3 separate regions of the Homo sapiens genome follow, and regions 1 and 2 are each linked to region 3. Evidence: chromatin loops called from intact Hi-C (ENCODE). Cell type or tissue: chondrocyte. All regions are shown on one strand.

The links. A loop is a pair of places that touch in the nucleus more often than their neighbours do. Peaks named below come from ENCODE experiments on the same cell type or tissue, not always from the same donor. Only the 100,000 strongest peaks of a DNase experiment are listed, where the experiment ranks them.
Region 1: it touches region 3 in a loop (2.5-fold over the local background); 4 of 110 quality-filtered maps call a loop at or near these places.
Region 2: a loop joins it to region 3, with 2.1 times the contacts of the local background. A loop is called at or near these places in 4 of 110 quality-filtered maps.

What each region holds. Positions count from the first base shown.
Region 1 is chr1:186,152,041-186,160,040 of GRCh38, reverse strand. It overlaps HMCN1 (hemicentin 1), which reads right to left. Exons shown (of 107, transcript NM_031935.3): 96 at 7,170-7,291; 97 at 6,054-6,291. Among named protein-coding and RNA genes, the nearest start is that of PRG4, 140 kb to the left of the region's middle. RefSeq lists a silencer at 6,997-7,197. In chondrocyte, CTCF peaks have their summits at 4,013 and 4,235; no DNase peak of the experiment used is centred here.
Region 2 is chr1:185,793,414-185,801,413 of GRCh38, reverse strand. The region is part of intron 1 of HMCN1 (hemicentin 1); the gene reads right to left. Among named protein-coding and RNA genes, the nearest start is that of HMCN1, 63 kb to the right of the region's middle. RefSeq lists a silencer at 2,630-2,830. In chondrocyte, no CTCF peak of the experiment used is centred here; no DNase peak of the experiment used is centred here.
Region 3 is chr1:185,730,455-185,738,454 of GRCh38, reverse strand. It overlaps HMCN1 (hemicentin 1), which reads right to left and starts at 4,064. Exons shown (of 107, transcript NM_031935.3): 1 at 3,408-4,064. The coding sequence starts at 3,675. In chondrocyte, CTCF peaks have their summits at 4,241 and 4,450 (motif pointing right); a DNase peak (open chromatin) is centred at 4,004.

The sequences.
Region 1 (8,000 bases), 420 kb before region 3:
GATTCACAGCCGAATTCTACCAGAGGTACAAGGAGGAACTGGTACCATTCCTTCTGAAACTATTCCAATCAATAGAAAAAGAGGGAATCCTCCCTAACTCATTTTATGAGGCCAGCATCACCCTGATACCAAAGCCAGGCAGAGACACAACCAAAAAAGAGCATTTTAGACCAATATCCTTGATGAACATTGATGCAAAAATCCTCAATAAAATACTGGCAAACCGAATCCAGCAAGCGCATCAAAAAGCTTATCCACCATGATCAAGTGGGCTTCATCCCTGGGATGCAAGGCTGGTTCAATATACGCAAATCAATAAATGTAATCTAGCATATAAACAGAACCAAAGACAAAAACCACATGATTATCTCAATAGATGCAGAAAAGGCCTTTGACAAAATTCAACAACACTTCATGCTAAAAACTCTCAATATGTTAGGTATTAATGGGACGTATCTCAAAATAATAAGAGCTATCTATGACAAACCCACAGCCAATACCATACTGAATGGACAAAAACTGGAAGCATTCCCTTTGAAAACTGGCACAAGACAGGGATGCCCTCTCTCACCACTCCTATTCAACATAGTGTTGGAAGTTCTGGCCAGGGCAATTAGGCAGGAGAAGGAAATAAAGGGCATTCAATTAGGAAAAGAGGAAGTCAAATTGTCCCTGTTTGCAGATGACATGATTGTACATCTAGAAAACCCCATTGTCTCAGCCCAAAATCTTCTTAAGCTGATAAGCAACTTCAGCAAAGTCTCAGGATACAAAATCAATGTACAAAAATCACAAGCACACCAATAACAGACAGAGAGCCAAATCATGAGTGAACTCCCATTCACAATTGCTTCAAAGAGAATAAAATACCTAGGAATCCAACTTACAAGGGATGTGAAGGACCTCTTCAAGGAGAACTACAAACCACTGCTCAATGAAATAAAAGAGGATACAAACAAATGGAAGAACATTCCATGCTCATGGGTAGGAAGAATCAATATTGTGAAAATGGCCATACTGCCCAAGGTAATTTATAGATTCGATGCCATCCCCATCAAGCTACCAATGACTTTCTTCACAGAATTGGAAAAAACTAAAGTTCATATGGAACCAAAAAAGAGCCTGCATTGCCAAGTCAATCCTAAGCCAAAAGAACAAAGCTGGAGGCATCACGCTACCTGACTTCAAACTATACTACAAGGCTACAGTAACCAAAACAGCATGGTACTGGTACCAAAACAGAGATATAGATCAATGGAACAGAACAGAGCCCTCTGAAATAATGCCACATATCTACAACTATCTGATCTTTGACAAACCTCCCAGAAACAAGCAATGGGGAAAGGACTCCCTATTTAATAAATGGTGCTGGAAAAACTGGCTAGCCATATGTAGAAAGCTGAAACTGGATCCCTTCCTTACACCTTATACAAAAATCAATTCAAGATGGATTAAAGACTTAAACGTTAGACCTAAAACCATAAAAACCCTAGAAGAAAACCTAGGCATTACCATTCAGGACATAAGCACAGGCAAGGACTTCATGTCTAAAACACCAAAAGCAATGGCAACAAAAGACAAAATTGACAAATGGGATCTAATTAAGCTAAAGAGCTTCTGCACAGCAAAAGAAACTACCATGAGTGAACAGGCAACCTACAGCATGGGAGAAAATTTTCGCAACCTACTTATCTGACAATGGGCTAATATCCAGAATCTACAATGAACTCAAACAAATTTACAAGAAAAAAACAACCCCATCAAAAAGTGGGCGAAGGACATGAACAGACACTTCTCAAAAGAAGACATTTATGCAGCCAAAAAACACATGAAAAAATGCTCATCATCACTGGCCATCAGAGAAATGCAAATCAAAACCACAATGAGATATCATCTCACACCAGTTAGAATGGCAATCATTAAAAAGTCAGGAAACAACAGGTGCTGGAGAGGATGTGGAGAAATAGGAACACTTTTACACTGTTGGTGGGACTGTAAACTAGTTCAACCATTGTGGAAGTCAGTGTGGCGATTCCTCAGGGATCTAGAACTAGAAATACCATTTGATCCAGCCATCCCATTACTGGGTATATACCCAAAGGACTATAAATGATGCTGCTATAAAGACACATGCACACGTATGTTTATTGCAGCACTATTCACAATAGCAAAGACTTGGAACCAACCCAAATGTCCAACAATGATAGACTGGATTAAGAAAATGTGGCACATATACACCATGGAATACTATGCAGCCATAAACAATGATGAGTTCATGTCCTTTGTAGGGACATGGTTGAAATTGGAAATCATCATTCTCAGTAAACTATCGCAAGAACAAAAAACCAAACACCGCATATTCTCACTCATAGGTGGGAACTGAACAATGAGAACACATGGACACAGGAAGGGGAACATCACACTCTGGGGACTGTTTTGGGGTGGGGGGAGTTAGTGGGTGCAGCGCACCAGCATGTCACATGTATACATATGTAACTAACCTGCACATTGTGCACATGTACCCTAAAATTTAAAGTATAATAAAAAAAAAGTTGCTTAATGTTCCCAAAATAATCATACTAGGATTCAGTATATGTTTGAGTATACAACTACTTCTTTCTGTCCAAAGATTTTCATATTAAAATGTGTAATGTTATTATGAGTTATTTTCCTTTTATTGATTTTCATATTATAAAGTGTGTTACTTTGAATTATGTTACAATTTTTATTTCAAGATAGTAAAAGGCAATAAAAAATATTTGCTTATAATGTATGATAGTAATAGAAACCTTGAAAAGCATAAAATTCTGGTAGTCTTGTCAAATGGAACAAACTACTGCTGAGATTTTGATGTTTTTCCTTCCAGTCAATTTTATGAATACATACTTAGAAATTAAATTTAGGATATACAGACTGATAATTGCCAAGCTTGACTAATTATAAAAATCATTTGAAAATCCTATTAAAAATATAGGTTCCCTTGGTCCCATTTCTACTAGAATTGCTAAGAAAGAGACCTGGGTATCTGTGTTTTTAATGGGTGTAAAGATTTTCTTATAATCACCCACGGGTGTGCAACCCAGGTTTGGCTCATACAGTACTTTTCAGTTATTATTGTCATGAACATTCCCCTTTGTTACTTGTTTACAGTGATGCTGTCAACACCTAGAACAATGTTTAGTACATAGTAGGCACTCAACAAATATTTGTTAAATGAATAAATGAGCTAAATATTTCCTATTTCAGTGATTAAGTTATTATTATATAGCTGTGCCATAACTTACATATTTGTTTCCTACTTTGAGGATATTTAATATTTTTCTATTATAAATAACAGTGGATAAAACTTCCTAAGCATTCATCTTTGGCTATTTCTGTGATTTTCATAGGACAGGCTCCCAAAATGAGATAACTGAAAAGATATGAACATTTGAAAGGCTATTGGAGACACAGTGCCTTCCAGAAATGTTGAACCAATTTATCCCCCTGCCAGCAGTGTGTAAGGGTGTTCACTTCCCCATACCTCTGTAATACTAGGCAGTCGTCACCCTTGTTATAGTCAGAAAATAACTCATTAATTTGCATTTCCTTGCTTACTAATGAGGGTAAACAGTTTCTTCACATTTGTCATTATTTACTCTTTTGTGAATTTCCCTTATGCATTTTTCTACTGAGGGTATTTGCCTCTTTCTGATTTTGAAGCGCCTTTGTATGTATTAAGATTAATCATGGTTGTCAATAACATGTGATGCAAATATTTTTTCTTGGTGCATATTTTACCTTCTCATTTCACTTTTTTTCCTTCCCATGAAGAAGTTGTAAAAAATGTATCTGTAGTTAGTTAAATTTATATATTCCTGCATAATTTCTGATACTCTGATTCATTTGTAAAATATATACTTTATAATTAATTTTAAAAATAAGTTAGATTTTAAAGATATAAAAATATTTTAATGACACTGACTTATGTTAGTGAGTTTTCTCGACCAGTACTTTCCAAAAGCAAGAGTGCAGACCAGATATATTAGAATCATTTAGGGTCTGTGTTAAAAATACAAACTCCCAGACCCTACTGTGGACTTGCTAAACCAAAAATCTTTGTGCCCAGAAATCTGAACTTTCATCAAGCTCTCCAGAAGATTCTAATTTCACTGCAACCATACTTAGCTCTAGTCTAGACAGAACATAATTTGCTAGTTAAGCTACCAGGAATGCAAGCTTGCCCCCTAATGGTTGCTCAAAAACAAATTGCAAGTACACAATTCTTAAAATTGACAAGAACCATGACACATACATCAGATGTGATTCATAGAATCACAGTGTCTAAGGATAGTAAGGGGCCTTAAAGGTCATACAGTGTGTTTCTTTATATTGTGGGACCCAGATCCCCCAACAAACACACTTAAAGACGGTACAAAGATCTTTAAGCAGTTTTAGGCTTGGAAAATGTACACGATTAGGTAGAAAGTGAACATGACTTTTCAGAAATCATTTTAATTCATCTAGTTCCAGATGGTAGAAATTCTCTTATTTGTGCCCAGTTATCTTTTTTTAAATTAGATGGAGTACTGAAAAAAGTAGAAACAGAAGTTAGATTTGAAAAGCAGGCATAATTAGGGAAAGAAAATGTAACTCCTCATTCTGGCAGCTCGTTTCTTTTGTTCAAGTGGCATGGCATGCATGGCAATAGTAAAAGGTAGTGGTGGCAATGGTGTGCGTGGAGGAGATGGGCTATGGGTGTCACTGGCTATGAGACTTCGTGAATCTGTGATTACCTCAAAAAATGTGTGCTTGTACTTCCAGATTACTATGATCTCAAATTTTATGAAGCAGTTCTGATACAAGTTGAAGGAAACAGTCATAAGCATGACTGATGGAAGCAAGAGTAAACACTGAAAATAAATTTTTAGCATATCTGCTAAACATGATAAAATGGTGAAGTTTAAAATTTACTTGGCTCTATTTTAGGAAAGCTGGCACACAGCAAAACACATTGACAAGGTCAATGTGAATCCTTTTAAGTGAACTCATGGGAGCCTAAAGTTCAAAGCTAAAGTCACATAAACATTTAATGTCTAACAGGACTACATGCAAGAATCATCCCAGCATTAAAACCCCACAGAATATGGAATGTTAATTGCCGTGGTGGCTCTTATGACTGAAAAGGGAATCTCAGGAGACAGACACATCAAAGAACCACATAGCATAGATGGACTACTTAGATCAAGGGTTGCAGAACCATGCTTGGAAAATGAAAAGCAGTTAAAAAATTATAACTTCCAGGAACAAGAAATGACAGTTGGAATCCTGATTATTGCTGCACAGTTTTAAAAAGCTGCTTTTAAAATATAGAAATTCTTTTTGACTAGTTTAGGTTAAGACACAGCTTTGTATTATGTTTCAGGAATTTAAAAAATTTCTTGACAAACAAAATTCAAAACAATAACAAATGGACTTTATTATTTGTATTATTTGAATAAAAAGCATTTGGACACATTGTATGTTTTTCTTTGCTTGGAGATGGAGTTTTGCTCTTTGTTGTACAGGCTGGAGTGCAGTGGCGTGATCTCGGCTCACTGCAACCTCTGCCTCCTGGGTTCAAGCAATTCTCCTGCCTCAGCCTCCACAGTAGCTGGGACTACAGGCACCCGCCCCCACGACCGGCTAATTTTTGTATTACCATGTTGGCCAGGCTGGTCTGGAACTCCTGACCTCAGGTGATTCACCTGCCTCGGCCTCCCAAAGTGCTGGGATTACAGGCATGAGCCACCACGCCCCGCCACATTATATGTTTTTAACCCTCTCTGCACATATGGAATAGAACAACAGCAACCCCACTGTGTAGTATGAAGAAGTATATTAGTAAAGTAAATGTACTAGAACTCCAATTGGGTTGGCTTTTCCATAGGGCTTTACTTAACAAAAAGGCATAGACAACACACATGAAAAACCTGATATCATGTTAGATGTAGGCCTCAATGTCCTTATTTTGAATTTTTTTAACCCTTTAGACTGGATGGCATAAAGATATGGATTTTCTTTTATCAAATTACCTTTGGATATTGAAGCATGAATTTTAAAACCCAGTGTCTCTTCTATCTGGTTATAGTCAGATTCCACAGAGGATGCATGAAGTGTTTCAACCAAGAAAGGCATTCTTCCCTGTGCCTGATCATAGAAAACGGTGTGGTTCCATGTGTATGGGATGCTGATGCCATCAATGGTGAACAGCCGGGTTGAGTAGGCGTACAGCTGCCCAGGACCTGTTTGAATGTAGTCCTCTGTGTAATCCTAAGGAGAACAATGTGGATTTGAAGATCAATATGGCTCATACTAATTTTTTTCCCTTAAGGGGACTATGAAATGCAGAATGAGCGGGGAAAAAGGATTAGGAGCTAAAAAACACACATCATGCATGATGGTAAACATTTAATATGTGTTAACTTTTAATCCTAATTTAATACCTATAGCTTTAATACCTTAAAGCTATAAGGTAGCTTTAAATTGCCATAGTTTGCAGACTAGAAAAATAAGTTTGTAGAAATTAAGCAACTTTCTCATCATTACATTGGTACAAAGTGGCGGAATGAGGATCTGAATGTGGATCTGCTTGGCATCAAACACTATGTTCTTTTATTTATTGCCTCCTTCATGAGAAAATGTATAGGGGCTAATAAAACTTGTATAATAATTGTACAGTAGTGTTCAGGAAATAACATAAAGTTTGAACCCTTTAATTATAACATAGTTGTTTCATAATTTTGCTGTCATAAATTTCAGTTTAATAAGAGACTCAAAGTTATAGGTCATGAATAAACAAAGATGTGAAAGGGCGATTGTTATCCTTTAATTTCTGAAATATTTTATGGATGATACACAAAAACGTTTATGCAAGAATTACTATCCTCTTTGTCTAAAGAAAATTAAACAAATGCCTTACATCAAGTATTTGATCTTGGTCCTGATAGGGAGGGTGGTAAAACCATTAAGAGAGTTTGTAAAAACTTGTCCCTGAAGATTTTTAAACAAAGATCAGATAGTTATTTATAGCCTTGGTAGTTTGGACATTTTCCCCCACAGAGTGAACAAGTTATCTGTGCTCATTCTATGGACCTTTCACTCATCATTACTCTAATAAGCAGCAAAGACAAGTTATCCTGGCATTTTACCTTTACAGTGACTTCAGCAGGTGACTGAAGCTGTAGGACATAGCCACTCACAACGATATCTAGCAGCAAAGAACCATCGGAATCCAAGCCCCGGGCAATATGACTCATCTGCAAGATTTCTCCTGGGAATTACAAGACATTCATTTTGACAGCAAAAAAATATGGTTTCTGTAAGCACAGAGCAGATTTACCTTACATACCAGTTCAGCTATGCTTTTTGAGTTCAAACTTGAATAAGTATAGATGATGAGAACTGAAATAGCACTTAACCTCCCAATTAAAGAGTTAGGTTTATTGAATTCAGTTTCTTTTAACATTTCTTTTTATGTAGCAAAAATGTGGCAAACGGTTACACGAATTTCATACTTTAAATTCACAGGCAATAACAAAGCACTCTTATAAAAATGAATTGTCTGTGACTGGCAAAAACCACTAGTCTGGCCACAGTGCTTTGTTCTTTCTGATGCTTCAAAAAGTAACAAAGGACATCTGAGTAAGTGGATGCCCATGAAAAGAACCAATTGTCTTCTCCACTGATTAAATGTTGATTAAAGATAAGCCGTCCTCAAGCCCCTCTTCCTTAAAGGTCACTGCTATTGAGGCTGACCAACTGTGAAGAGGCTTGAAATGGAGCTCTCTAAACATCTGTATGTACATGGAAAGGGTCATGAATAGCTAACCCATACTCCTTAAGACTAGGGATGAGTGAAAAGCCTTTAGGTTTGCTTTGTTTCTATCTTTTTCATAAAGAACTGCTATAAAGTATCCTAATTGGATCTTGGTTTAAAGACAAAGAAGGTCTTTAATTAATAACAGTAACTCATTTTCCTT
Region 2 (8,000 bases), 63 kb before region 3:
AAACTACAAACCTAGAGTACTGAACCGTTAGAACAACCTGCAGTTGTTGGATATCTCATGAAATAAGTGGAAGAAGGATGGATCTAATCATTTGAGCTGCGATTTTTTTCCAGAGCACTTATTTTTCTTAGCACACAAGTGACAATATCTTAGCCCACCGACTTCTTTCTGTTTTGGCACTCATCACTAACATGAATAAATCTGAATTATTGACCAAACCCTAACTATGCAAGTCTTTCATAGTAGCATTATATACTTTTTTTCTTTCAGGAAGTAATTTGTTTTTCTACTCAATTTAACTGAAAACAAATGAAGCACCTCTTGTGTACAGTCGTTATATCAGGTGTTGTGGCACTGTGCTTGTTCATTGTCAAAGTTTTGTTTTGTTTTTAGATGTATCCAAAACATCTCATCTTTTGCTTTGTACAGGTTTTTAAAAGCTGCAAAGATCAGAGTAGAGTAGTGACCCAAGAAGAGTACAAACACTTCTTTAATAAAATTATTAAAAACAGTGGTTTACTTTCTTAGCTGACACATAAATATATTTTTAAATACTTTTATTTTCCACAAATATAAGACAGAAGAAATGCTATCAGACATTCATGTTTCATAGATGGCCAAATATTTTTTTCTATAGTAAGTACACTTATTTTCTCTTTAGCATAACAGTTCATAAATACTAAGACAATTCATAAATTGGGTATGGTTAATTCAAATACTTTAGACACATTTTTAGTGAAAGATCTAATTCACTTGCAAACGAAGTTAAACATGAAATTGAAGTTGTTCCATTTATAATTATTTATAATATTTCCTACCATTTAATAAGTGTTTCCTATGTATTAGGTGCTTATCACTAATCTTCAAAACAACCTGTAAAATAAAATATTATATAAAATATAATTAGTCATATTTACAGAGGGGGAAATTATAGCTTGGAAATGCTAAAGACTAAACAGATGACTGGATGATTTCCAACATATAGTTAAAATAAGGTGATCATGATGAAGGGGTTTGAGATGACTGACTAGGTGTGGCTAGCACTCACCTTTTCCACAGAGAGGAACCAAAATGTAAGTAGATATTCACACTTCAACTAGATCGTCTAAGGGAGAACACTGGAATCCAACAGAGAAGTGAAGGGAAGCACTGAAAGCAAAGAGGGAAGCAATGCAGCCTGCTTGGCTGAGATTACTGGGAGCTAGGGCAAGCTTCTGGACACCAGCAAAGGGTAGGGGAGAGACACCACGATCAAGTGCATGTGAGCTAAGTGGGTCCCACTATCACCTTGTAGGCTGTGGAGCCTGGGCCGCCCCTCTTTCTCCATGTGGGCTCTTTGGCATGGTAGAGGCACCTCTGCTGCACACTAGAACATTGCCCCAGTAGCCTGAGAACTGCCTTCTGACCCCATCAGGGCTGGTACTTGTACCCATCACTGGGGTATCTACATATGGGCGTGCCCAACCCAACCCTATCCAGTTTTGCTCCTGATACCCACCTCAGTGGCAGAACATGGGACAGGGACTCCTGGGAGTTCCATAGCCCCACCCATCACCTGAGACAGCTCAGTATTTCTGGTTAATAAAGGTCAAGCATAAATCCCATTGCACTACCACAGCTGTCTCTCTTGCAAGAGCCACCTACTGGCCAGGAGGTCACCTGCACAGCCCATTATAACATCTGCTGGCATAACTGCATGGTGCTTGGGTGGGAGACAAGTTTTGTGAAACCTCAGCTACCAGCATGCCCCTAAACACCCCAGCTACTCAGCAGGCCCTGAGCTCACTGACCTACCTGCCACTACAACGGGCATTTAAGAAAGCTAGAAAGCTACCACACCAAGGGTATTCATAACCTAGGAAATCATAGAGTCTACACCATTCTTGCACTTTTGCCCCCACTCCCCCCACAATCAGGGCTGGTCCTTGTGTCTGCCATTGGGAGATCTGAGGACAAGTCTTCCTAGTCTAGCTCCAACTAACTTCACCCCCACTCTGGGGCTGAGAGTGGAGTCCAAGCCATTGGGCATCCCACAGACCAGCCCACTGCCTAAGGTACCAGAGAGTTTCCTCCTCTACTGGCCTGGAGGTTGACCTGCACAACTCCATACAAAATCTGCTGACACAAATGCATAGCACTTGGGAACAAGATAAGCCTCTTGAGACTTCCACCAACCCAGCTCTGCAGGAGACTATGAGCCTGCACACATGCAGAGTATATCCCAACTACAACCAGCATTTGAAGAAAGTGACCACACTGAGGCTATCTATAACCAAGGAACTTATACGATACTTTGCCACCAAAAGCACCCTTAGAACCAAGGCCAAAAGACCCTAAACAACATATATTATAGTCACATCCTAAAAAGGAAGAAAAAAGTTGTATCCAAATGAAATTAAATTCCAAAATAAGAAATAGTATATGCATATGATTAGGAACCAAAGACATAATTCTGAAAGTATGAAAAAGTGTTACAACACCCCAAAGGACCACACTAACTCTCTAGTAGTAGGTCCTAATCAAAATAAAATTCTTGTAATATCAGATAAAGAATTCAAAATGTTGATTTTCAAAAAGCTCAATGAGATCCAAGAGAAAGTTGGAAACCAACACAAAGAAATCAAAAGAACAACTTAGAACATGAAGGAAAAATATATCAATGAGATAGATAGATATATTTAAAACCCCAGAACTTCTAGAAATGAAAAATTCATTGAAGGAAATACAAAATACAGTTGAAAGTTTTAACAATAGACTAGAACAAGCAGAAGAAAGAATCTCAGAGTCTGAAGGCAGGTCTTTTGAATTAACCCAGTCAAACAAATATAAAGAAAAAAAGAATTTGTTAAAATGAACAAAGACTTCAAGTAGCATGGGATTATGTAAAATGTTCAAATCTAGGAGTCAGAGGTATTCCTGAGGGAGAAGAAAAACTAGAGTTCGTAAAACCTATCTGAGAAAATAGTTGAGGAAAACTTCCCAAGTCTTGCTAGAGATTTAGACATCCAGATCTAAGAGGCTCAAAGAACTTCAGGAAAATATATTGAAAGAAGTACTTAAGCAAGACATACAATCATCAGCCTAAAGTCAGCAAGAGAAAAGCATCTAATTGCCTATAAAGGAAACTCTATCAGACTAACACTGGACTTCTAAGCAGACACTTTATGAGGTAGAAGAGATTAGGGTCTTATTTCCATAATTCTTAAAGAAAAAAACTGTCCACCATGAATGTTGCATTCTGCTAAACTAGGCTTCACAAATGAAGGAGAAGTAAAGTCTTTCCCAGACGAGTAAATGCTAAAGAAACTCATCACCACCAGACTGGTCCTAGAAGAAATGCACAAAAGAAATCTAAACATTGAAATTAAAGGTCAATACCCACCATTATAAAAAGAACATAAAAGTATAAAACAAGTCTTTTTTTTTTTTTTTTTTTTTTTTTTTTTTTGAGACGGAGTCTCGCTCTGTCGCCCAGGCTGGAGTGCAGTGGCGGGATCTCGGCTCACTGCAAGCTCCGCCTCCCGGGTTCACACCATTCTCCTGCCTCAGCCTCCCAAGTAGCTGGGACTACAGGCGCCCGCCACTACGCCCGGCTAATTTTTTGTATTTTTAGTAGAGACGGGGTTTCACCGTTTTAGCCGGGATGGTCTCGATCTCCTGACCTCGTGATCCGCCCGCCTCGGCCTCCCAAAGTGCTGGGATTACAGGCGTGAGCCACCGCGCCCGGCCAAAACAAGTCTTATAAAGCAATTGCATAAATGAGACTATAAAACAACTAGGTAACAATTAACATTATGACAGGAACAAAACCTTACATATCAATATTAGCTTTGAATCTCAGCACTTTGGAAGGCCAAGGTAGGAGAACTGCTTGAGGCCAGGAGTTCAAGACCAGCCTGGGCAATATAGTGAGACTGCATCTCTACAAAAATAAATTGTTTTTAATTAGCCAGATATGGTAGCACACACCTGTCCCAGCTAATCAGAAAGCTGAGGCAGAAAGACTGCTTAAGCCTAGAGGTTTGAGGTTACATTGATCTGAGATTTGTGCCTCTGTACTATATCCTGGGCAACAGAGCAAGACCCAGTCTCAAAAACAACCAACCAAAAAACAAAGAGACAACTTTTAGAACGGAAGAACATATTTGCAAAGTATGCATCTGACAAAGGACTAATATCCAGAATCTACAAGGAATTCAAACAACTCAGCAGGAAAAAAACAACCCCATTAACAAAAATGAGCAAAGGACATGAACATATATTTTGCAAATGAAGACATACAAATGGCCAACAAACATGAAAAGATGCTTAACATCACCAATCATCAGAGAAATGCAAATTAAAACCACAATGAGATACCATCTTACACCAGTAAGAATGATTATTATTAAAAAGTCAACAAATAACAGATGTTGTCGAGGATGCAGAGAAAAGGAAACATGTATACACTACTGGTGGAAATGTAAAGTAGTACAACCTCTATGGAAAAGAGTATGGGGATTTTTCAAAGAACTAAAAATAGATCTACCGTTTGATCCAGCAATCCCACTTCTGCGTACCTTCCCAAATAAAAAGGAATCATTATATCAAAAGGGTATCTGCACTCGTGTTTATTGCAGCACTATTCACAATAGGAAAGATATGGAGTCAACCTAAGTATACATCAATAGTTGACTAGATAAAGAAAATGCAGTGTGTGTATATATGTATGTGCAGTGTGTGTACATATGTATGTGTAAAGTGTATATATGTGAGTATACACACACACACACACACACACACACACAGACACAAACTCAGCCATAAAAGAAGAATTAAATTATGTCTTTTGTGGCAACATAGATGGAACTGTAGGCCCTTATCATAAGTGAAATAACTCAGAAACAGAAAGTCAGATTCTCACTTATAAGCGGAAGCTAAATAATGTGTACGCATGGACATAGGGAGTGGAATAATAGACACTGGAGACTGAGAAATGTGGGAAGGTGGAACAGGGATAAGGGATGAGAAAATACCTAATGGGTACAATGTACACCAGGGGTCCTCAACACCCAGACCATGGACCCATACCAGTCCGTGGCCTCTTAGGAACTGGGCCACACAGCAGGAGGTGAGCAGCATTACCTCCTGTCATATCAATGAGGGAATTAGATTCTCCTAGGAGCACAAACCCTATCGTGAACTGTGCATGGAAGGGACCTAGGTTGTGCACTCCTTATAAGAATCTAACTAATGCCTAATGTTCTAAGATAGAACAGTTTCATCCTCAAACCACATCCTTTCACTGTCCATGGAAAAACTGTGTTCCACAAACCCAGTCACTGGTGCCAAAAAGTTTGAGGACCGCTGATGTACACTATTCAGGTGATGGTTACGCTAATAGCCCAGGCTTTATCACTACATAAGATATCCGTGTTAACAAAACTTCACTTTACCCCTTAAATCTGTAAAATAAAATTAAAAAAATAATAAGGTAGCATAGCTATAGCAGGCACCATAAGGTTATTCATTTCATTGATCAACAAACTTTTAGCACGTATCTGCTATGTAGTATGTGCTAGACCTTGTGACATAAGAGTGAGCAAGAGAGACATGATACTTGGCCTTCATCATTGAAATTACTTAGTATATTTTATTAAAATCCACTAAGAGGAAGAAATCGGTGTTGCAATTTAAAAGGGAAATCCCAAGACCTTGATTCTTTAACCTGCTGCTTTCTAGCATTCCGGAGGTTAGAAAAGTCTTTTTTATATTCTAGACGTGCTCCTCTTCATGATCTATCAATGTAAACAGAGGTCATGTCTTTTTCTGAGAACTTCAAACAATCAGAAAACATCCCCACACTCAGGACATTCCTATGAGAAGTAGTAAAGTAGAATTTGGCACCCAAACACTCATCACAATTTCTTGAGTTGCATCCTTGGCATGAGGGCACCAAATTTTATGTGTTACTAGAAGGTCATTTCAACAGTCAGAAATTGATGATTTGTAATGCAACCAACTCAACATGCAGCTCTTGGGAAAAAAAGGTTTCTCTTGGGAAGAGAATTTAAAATGACTCTTTATTTTTTTAGGACTCAATGATTATATGAAGTAACAAGATAAAAATGTACATTTCTTGGACAGTTAGGAAACTGAAATATTTGGGTTGGCAACAGAAAGTTACAAGTAAATCAAAGGCACTATAGCTTCCGTCAGCTAGTGGCCAATTACTATGGGAAAGAAATTTCACAAGCTCGACTATGACCACTCCACCTTTAAAACTCTATTAGACACTCAGTTGTAGAACAACTTTTGTGAAAGCCAGTGTGTAGTTCATTTATTTAGGTACTCTTACTTCTTCTTAATGCAACACATACATGCATAGTTCCTTCAATGGAAAACCAAGACTTCTAACTGCTCCCAGAAATAGACAGTGACCTTAACGGGGAAAGTAAACCATTCCAGAACTGATGTAAATATTCCAAAAGTTAAAGTTCTAATCTAAAAATTTCTACCCCAAATATACAGAGAATATATAAATATAGTGGCACTACTTTCATTTTTTTTACAAAAGTCATATTTTGGGAATATTATCACAAGTTTTTTTAAATCAATGTTGTGATGGTTAATACTGAATGTCAACTTGATTGGATTGAAGGATGCAAAGTATTGATCCTAGGTGTGTCTGTGAGGGTGTTACCAAAGGAGATTAATATTTGAGTCAGTGGGCTGGGAAAGGCAGACCCATACTTAATCTGGGTGGGTACCACCTAATCAGCTGCCGGCACAGCTAGAATATAAAGCAGGCAAAAAAAAAAAAAAAAAAAAAATGTGTAAAGACTAAACTGGCTTAGCCTCCCAGCCTACATCTTTCTCCCGTACTGGATGCTTCCTGCCCTTGAACATCAAACTCCAAGTTCTCTTTTTTTTCTTTTTTTTTCTTTTTTTTCTTTTTTGGACTCCAAGTTCTTCAGCTTTGGGACTCAGACTGGCTTCCTTACTCCTCAGCTTGCAGATGGCCTATTGTGAGATCTTGTGATTGTATGAGTTAATACTCCTTAATAAACTCACATATATATATATATATAATCTATCCTCTTAGTTCTGTCCCTCTAGAGAACCCTGACAAATACAAATGTACTGTATACATTCAATAAAACTTAGCTAAATTCATAATTGGGGCCTGAGAGCGTAGCTGCATTACAGACTTGTTAGGATGTTCTTGCTATTTTCAACAAGATTTTTTAAAAGTTTTTTTTTCCTTTTAGAAGGTGAAAAACAAAATGGCAAAAGAATCTATCAAATAGAGATAAAACACTGGACAACTGAAACAAATCGTAACATTTCCCAGAGCTGTGTACTTATCAAGAAGTTTTCCAGAAAACAAGTAACAGCATCGGCAGTGAAAAATTAATGCCATTAAAGTCAGAAATTATTAGCATTTGGAATACATGGGAATAACATATCTAAATCCAGTTAATGCCTCAACTTTCTGATAGTTCTTAGTAAAAATTCAACTCACTGGTTCTGAACTGTGAGTCGTTTTTTAGGTCTTCATATAGTTCATCTGCATATGGCATTCCAGTATTCTCAACTAAGCGGTATGACTTTTACCTCCAAGGGAAGTATATCAGAATCTCCCTGGAGGCATATATTATTTGAAAAATGTCCCCTGAAAACCCTGGGTGACTCTTTAAATGCCTCCCATCTCCTGTTTTAAAAAAATGAATTTAAATATTTGATATCAATTGTCTATTGACATTAATCAGCATTTTAAATCTTAGTTAAAACAATTCAACGATTTAGACACTTCCATATTAAGGTAACTATGATAGGCAGAATAATGGCCTCCCAAAGATGTCCACATCCTAACCCCTAGAACCTATGAATATGTAACTTTATATGGCAAAAGGGACTTTGCCAATATGATTAAATTCAGGATCTTGAGATGAGGAGATTATCCTGGATTATTCAGATGGGACCAAAGTAATCACAAGAGACCTTACAAGAGGGAGGCA
Region 3 (8,000 bases):
AATGTTATGCTAAAGTGAAAGAAGCCAGTCATGAAAGACCTTATAGAATATGACTCTACTTGTATAAAAGTCCAGAACAGAAAAATCTATAGAAGCAAAAAAATAGATTAGTGGCTGCTTAGGACTGAGGGGAAGATGATTGGGGTATAGGAGACTGAAAGCTGAAGGGTGCAGGATTTGTTTTTGAGGTAATGAAGATGTTCTACAATGGACTGTGGCAACATTTGCACCTATCTGTGAATATACTGAAAAGCATCAAATTGTACACTTTAAGTGGATGAATTGTATGGTAAGGGGATTACATCTCAATAAAACCATTAAAAATAAATACATTAAGTGTGATTGTGAAAGTGGAAAATCCATCTTAACCACCGTTAACATCAAAATCAAAAGGTTGGCTCGCCTTTCCATGACCCCCGTTCATCTCTGGTACCTCCTCCTACTCTAGACACATGTGCTGCTAGTTCAACACAGCGCTTCTTACATGCACATATTCTGAATGGTCTTATCTCATTTTCAACTTGTTAGACACCCTGCCTCCACTACCTATGTGTTCCATGTGTTTTAAATTTACTCCATCTGCAAATACACACCTTGCCCCAAACTGTAATGCAGGGCTCCAAAGCAATCATCTGCAAATATCTAAAGGTTTATATCAAAAGACATAGAATATATCCCAGAATTCATCCATTATTTCATCTAGCTAAATGCGATAGATGTCAAAGGGCTTATAAACATTCAAGATTATTAATATAATCATATTAAATTCTATACATTATTTCTTTCCATGTTGGTTGTGTCACCCAACCATAGGAATATGTGTTAGGCACTATGAAAACAACCATATGTAAAAGAGTCATTAACTGTCACATTAGAAGAGACCTTAAGAGATATTCACATAGAATTCTCTCAATTTATATAGTTGAGGATACTAAGATTCAGAAAGTAAATATAGTTTTCTAATGTCACTCACTAAGACAGCCAATTCCCATTTAAGGTCCTTCCTGTCATTCCAAGATGCTCCTGCCTGTAATCCCAGCACTTTGGGAGGCCAAGGCAGCACAATCACTTGAGGCCAGGAGTTCAAGACTAGCCCGGGCAACATAGTGGAACCCCTGTCTCTATGAAAAAAATAATTAGTCAGATGTGGCATGTGCCTGTTGTCCCAGCTACTCGGGAGGCTGAAGTGAGAGGACTGCTTGAGCCTAGGAGGTTGAGTCTGCAGTGAGCCATGATAGTGCTACTGCACTCCAGCCTGGGTGCCAGAGTGAGACCCTGTTTCAAAAAAAAAAAAATAAACAACAACAAAAAAACTACAAAGAGGCCAAAAACTCTTAATGATTATACACACACACCTACAGAGGAAAAATATCACACAAATAAAGTACTACAATCTAGTAAAGTGAATACTAAAGTTAACAGTATGTTTAAACTTCAATTTCTCTCTTTATTTTCAAAAATATTTTAAATAGCTTTAGATAACATGAATATTTGGCCACTTCTACTTTGAATCACAATGTAAACAGAATTAATAATTCTGTTGAATTATACACACAATTAAGTTTATGAAACCAATTTAAATTAGTTAACCATTTTCTCATATTACTGGATTCAGAAAAGCTCTAACTTATTCAGTCATCTGTTATTAGCATGTCAAGTTTCCCCAACTTTAAATCATGATTGCTAAACTACAGGAAAGTCAACTACAGCAAAGAGCAAACTCTCCCATTTGGTAACAATTGAAAGGCAGGGCACCACAATACAATTCATTCCAATAAGTTTTCATATCACTTCAAAATATCAGGATAGTCCGGTATCCATGTATAACTTGAGGCAATTTTTGTATTCTGTTTACAGCAATATAATTTCATAAGAGTTCTTTGGTGAAAAGCAAATCGTGGTGTTAGAGAAAAAACAAAATTTCACTTCATTTTTTAGCTAACTTCAGACTCATCCATCTAGAAGAAACATACTCAAGGTATTCCGAAATAACAAAAACCTCAAACTGCATCACAGTTGGCATCTTGACATTTAATACATTGAAAATCACAACATATGAAGTGTCTAAGACAGTAAACACAGTAAATAATCATTCAATTCTTTATTCAAATATAAATAATATTCATGTTTAACCAATGTAGAAATTACAAATATATGTAATTACATATATGTAATGTATGTATGTGTATGTGTGTGTATATATATATTACATATCCCAGAAGAGTAGTACAGATTGTTTTCATCATGTGAAGAGCATGAAAATCCGAGAGTTCTATATATCTTTAAATTTCTCCCAGTGCCATTGTTTAATAGTTAAAACCTGCCATATTTAATACCTACCAATAATTTGAACTTATATACTTTTGCTAAATGCACAGGAAGGAATTTCAGATTGCCGATATCACACTCTCGTTGTGAAGAGGTTGTGTCAAGTTCTTCTAGTGAAGGGAGAATTTCAAAAGCAGGAAAAGTGTGGGAGAACAGTGGGGGAGGACTGTTAAGAAATCACTGCTTCATTTCTTCAACTGGGCAGCAACTTGTGCTAATGAAACTCAGGTGGACATTAGACTGCCAGCCCCAGGGTTTCCCTTGCAAGGCTACCCTCAGCTATGGCAATGGGGGCTCCTATAAGCCTCACAGAGAGGTGCTACTTTAAAGAGAAACTGAAAAAAGTAAATAGGATCATATTACAGTGGAGCTGCTGAAACCTACGGCTTTAGGGCAAAAATGAAGTTATTTCACTTCAACTACCTTTAAAAAGCACAGACATTCCGAATTACAAGCAATTCTACCGCAGGAGACATGGATGTAATGTTTATACCCATCTGTGAACCTATCTAATGATGCCCTGGTGCAAAGATGAATAGATTCAGTTAAGAAATGATTGGTTTCTCTCTTTTCTTTTCATGTCTTCAGTTCCACTAGTAGTTACTACTTACAGGCTTCCTTGTGTCTCACACAACAGGTTTTTTCCCCTCTTAAATGAGAGTTACCCTCAGAGTGTGCTTTCAATCTGGATGTTAGCCCCTAGAGCTTCGCTGCTATAAATTCGTGTCCAAGTCTGCCTTCGTAATTAAACATGCTTTAGTTCTAAAATCTAAGTGAGTTAAGTGATTTTGATGTCGTTGCCCAAGATTTTTGGTTTTGTTTTTCGTAACTCCACATTTCCAGGTTTGAGGACCACAGTACAAGTTCCCTAAACAAGCCATCTCCACCAGGGCTGAGACTTAAGTAGGTATCAATGAGCAAACCCAGACGCCAGCAAGTAATTCTTTGTTACAACTATTTTCAGCTGCACATTTTTTTAAAATGGTTTTGAAACTTCCTGACAAACAATTTCATTCACAGCATGAGAAATAATGTAATCATGAGACATAGCAAAGACAAAGTATAAATATTTCCCTTACCTGGATCATGGAAAGGCACCAACGCAAAGTTGAAAAGAGGTCTTTTAGGTCTTTTCAAAGACGTCTCCAAAATTTTGGAAGCCCCTTCAATCACCTGAACTAAATCATCATACATAGAACCAGTCACATCAAACACAAAAGCCAACGTGGAGGCCCCCTCGGGAATTTCCTCAGCTCTGATCTCTGACTGGGGGCTCGCATCTTGAGCTAGGGAAGAATAAAGAAGAGCAAACAGGAATACTGTATGGACAACTTCCCAGGAAATCATTTTCTTTTTTTTCCCCCTCTTTTTCCCCCTCAGCGCCTAAGCACTGTGCTCAGTCCTCCTCAACAACAGGCAGAGGGTTTCCTCTCAGAGTAACTCATCAGACTCTTGGAATCTCTGAACTAGCAAAAAGTTTGGCGCTGAGAATCAGACGGGGACAAGCACCAAACTCGAATCCCTCCAGGGGTTGGGCAGGGCAGGGATGCGGCAGCTTTTGTCTGGATGCGGCTTCCTCCTGGACTGCTATCTGCCCGCGGGCCCTGGACAGCCTGTGGCGGAGTGCGGGCGGCGCGTCGGGTCCATGCCCCGGGGGCAGCTCTGAGCCTGCGGCGCCGCGGCCCGAATCCCGCTGCCCTCGCCGCCGCCGCTGCTCTCCGCCTGGGCCAGCGACTGAGGTTCCCAACTTTCCACTGTTTGCAGCTCACGAGCGACGAGGGGAAGCCTGGCTCGGCCTCGCCTCCTGATTGGCCAGTTGCCGTCCTCCCTCCTTTGCTCTGGAGGCCCCCCCGGAGGGTGACTTTTCCCTCCACTGATTGTAGGGTCAATTCAGTCCCAGGGAAGCGCTTACGGTGTCAGCTCGGTTCCCACCGGCACCGTTCCTAACCTGCAAAACGCTAGTGTAAACAATGGCTTTCAAGAATGTGTGGCAAAGACCCAAACCGAGGGACACCACACTAGCACAAAGGGAATTTTGTTTTTCTATTGTGTACAACGCGGCTTTAGACACCTCTTTCCTAATTCCCCCCAAAAGTCAAGACGCCCCAGCCCAGCCTCCTGCCTCTCAGCCCACAACTCGGCCCAGCCAGGAGGGGGAGCTGGAAAATTCTCTCAGCTGCGAGGCAGCCACACTATCGCTCTTTGATCTCCTCTGAGACTCTGGACTGCAGGGAAGGAAGGGAGGACAACGCTGAAGGGGCAAGAAGCCCAGGAAGAGGAAAGGGGCTGCTGAGGGAAATGAGAGACAAGAACTAGGTAGTCACTAACTGTAGAGGGGAATGTGAATACAGGATGGAAGCCCCGTAGAAAGGACAAGGAGGAGGGGCGAGAGAGGTGTGGGGAAAGATGAGACATAAAATTCATATTAAAGAGAAAATTGATTTTTTAATTGTATTATCAAGATTCACATTTGCTGAGCAGTTTGAATCCTACGCTCAGCATAGTAAGGCAGAATAATATCCCCGTTTCAGATTTCCTCCCCTGGAACAGTCATGCCTCAGGTCTCAGCCAAAGATCTATTGGAAAGGTGCTCCCCTCTATGGCATTTTCTTGCCAGTCAAGAAGGAAACCTCACCCTGGAAGACATGCCAACGTTTTTCCGTGTTGTGATTGCTATATACGTTATAGTACTAATAACAGAGATAAGAGGATAAGCAAAGAAAGTCTACCATGAACTAAGGATTCTTTATGTCATTTTAATAAAAACGCATTTCCTTCCTGGAAAAGGAGTTGTTGTCCAGATCCCAGCATTTAAAGAGGGGCAAACAGGCATCTTGATCTCTGTTTGGATGTATATTAGACCGCCCACCCAACGGAGATGCAGCCTGAGGAAGAGTTAGCTCCCACCAACCTTTTGTAATCTACAACTGTCTTCTCTTTCAGTCCCAGCGGCTGTGGAACCCGAGTTTATGATACCTATAAGTCATGTCACTTAAAGGAAGCAGACAGGCCATTTGGGCTGAGTGGGAATATGAGAGGAAAGGGGGAAGGTACTTCCTTCTCAAGCAGTATTTAGAGAATGCTATTTGAGTCTCCCATTCCGTTGTTTATTTAAAAAGGATTTCATTCTAAGTCTTAGAGACCTGAGCTATTCCAGGTGCTCAAGGGAGGCCACAGAGCCTAGTGATTAAGAGTTCTGGGTCAGATACCCTGGGTTGAAAGCCCAGCTGTGACATTTAACTGTGTGACCTTCAAGAAGGTTACCAAACTTTTTCAGACCTGTGTTTACTCAGCTGTAAATGGGAATAATGATAGCACCCACCTAATAAGGATTAAATGATCTATAAATGTTCCATGTGCACTTGAAAAGAATGCTGTTGGGTGGAATGTTCTATAAATGTTAATTAGGTCAAGTTGTTTAATAATGTTCCAATCTTCTATATCCTTACTGATTTCTGCCTATTTGTTCTATCAGTTTTTGAGAGTGGTATTGAAATATCTGACGACAATTGTGGATTTGTGTATTTCTTCTTGCAGTTCTATGAGTTTTAGCTTCATGTATTTGAAGCTCTGTGGTTAGTTACATAAGCACATAGGATTATTATGTCCTTTTGACATAATGGACATGAATTGACGCCTTTATCATTATGAAGTTGCCTTCATTGTCCCTGGTAGTATTATTTGTTCCAAAATATACTTTGTCTGATATTAACACTGCAACTTTCTTTTGATTAGTGTTGCATGGTGTATCATTTTCTATCCTTTCACCTTTAACTTATTTTTTTCTTTATATTTAAAGTATATTTTAGGTAGTCACCCTAAAATTGGGTCTTGCTTTTTCATCCAGGCTAATAATCTCTGCCTTTTCATTTGTGCTCTTAGATGTTTTACACTCAATGTGATTATGGATATGGTTGAGTTTAAATCTGCCACCATGCTATGTGTTTTCTATTTCTTCCATCTATTCTTTGTTCCTTTTTTTTTTTTTTGCCTTCTTTTTGAATATTTTATGATTCCATTTTATTTCCATTGCTAGCTTATTAGCTAAAACTCTTTTAGTGGTTGCTTTACAGTTTATAGTATACATCTTTAATTTACCAGCCTTTCTTCATGTAGTGTTATACCACTTCATGTATAAGAACCTTAGATTAGTATACTTCCATTTCTCCCCTCCTGACTTTTTTACTATTTTTGTCATCCATTTTTATTGCATATTACTATATTTTAAATCCCACATTATATTGATTTTTTTGCATAAGGAGTCAGTTATCTTTTAATGAATCTAAATAAGAAAAATGTAGCATATTTACCCAGGTAGTTACCATTTTTTGTGCTGTTCATTTCTTTGTGTAGATCCAGATTCCCATCTGATATCACTTTCCTTCTCACTAAGAGACTTTCTTTAATAATTTCAGTAATGCAGTTCGACTAGAGACAAATTCTTTCACTTTTGTATGTCTGGAAAAGTTTTTATTTCACTTTTGTTTTTCAAAGAGTTTTTTCTTTTTTTTTTTGCTGAGTAAAGAATTCTAGGTAGACAGGTTTTTTGTTTTTCTTTCAGTACTTTCATTTGTCTTCTTGCTTGTATTGTTTCCAATAAAAAGATAATCTCTATCATCTTTGTACTTACTTGTTCTATATAAACCATGTATGTTTTTAAGAGTTTTTTTATTGTTACTGTTTTTGAGCAGTTTGATTATGATGTGCATTGATGTGGCTGCCCTCATATTTCTTGTACTTCTTCCATCTGTTTTCATCAAATTTGGACATTTGGGGCCATTATTTTTTCTGTCTTCAACCTCCTTTCCTTTAGGGGCCCCAATTAACACATATATGAAGCTACTTAAAGTTCTTCCACAGTTCACTGATGCTCTCTTAATTTTAAAAAAATTATTTTTTTCTTTTGTCACTATGCTTCATTTTTTATAGTTTCCATAACTATTTCTTCAAGTTCGTTAACCTTGACTTCTCCCTATTCAATCTGCCAATTGCCTCATCCAATATATTTTTCATCTCAGGCATTGTAGTTTTCAACTCTTGACGTTTAATTTGGATCTTTTTTATGTCTTCCTTTTCTCCTTTTAAGTGTATAAATAGAACACAGTTATAATAACTTCAATGTGTGCATTTGGTCATTTTAATATCTGTGTCAGTTCTGGATCAGTTTCAATTGGTCAGTACTCCTACTTGTTATGGATTGTATTTTCTTGCGTCTTTTCAAGCCTCATAATCCTTGACTACCTATCAGACACTGTGAATTTTAACCTTGTTAGGATAACAAGGATATCTCTGTATTCCTATCAATACGCTAGGACTTTATTCTGGGACAGAATTAAGTTGCTTAGAAACAGTTTGATCCTCTTAGGGCTTTCTTTTAAAAATTGTTAGGTGAAACCAAAGCAGTATTCAGTCTATGGCTAAGTATTTCCACTACTGAGAAAAGGCCCTTCTGTATACTCTGCCCAGTACTCTATGAATCATGGGGTTTTCTAGTCTGACTAGAGATGGTCTGGAATGTGACCCCAGGGTACAGGTATGAGGGGTAGAGGTAATGAAGTAAGGAAGAAAGGATAGCCAATATAAGAGTACATTATCAAGTTGATTGCTTTTAGGTCTTTTATAGCTTCACTACCATCAAGTGGGTGATAGCACTTAAGAATGTATTTAAAATC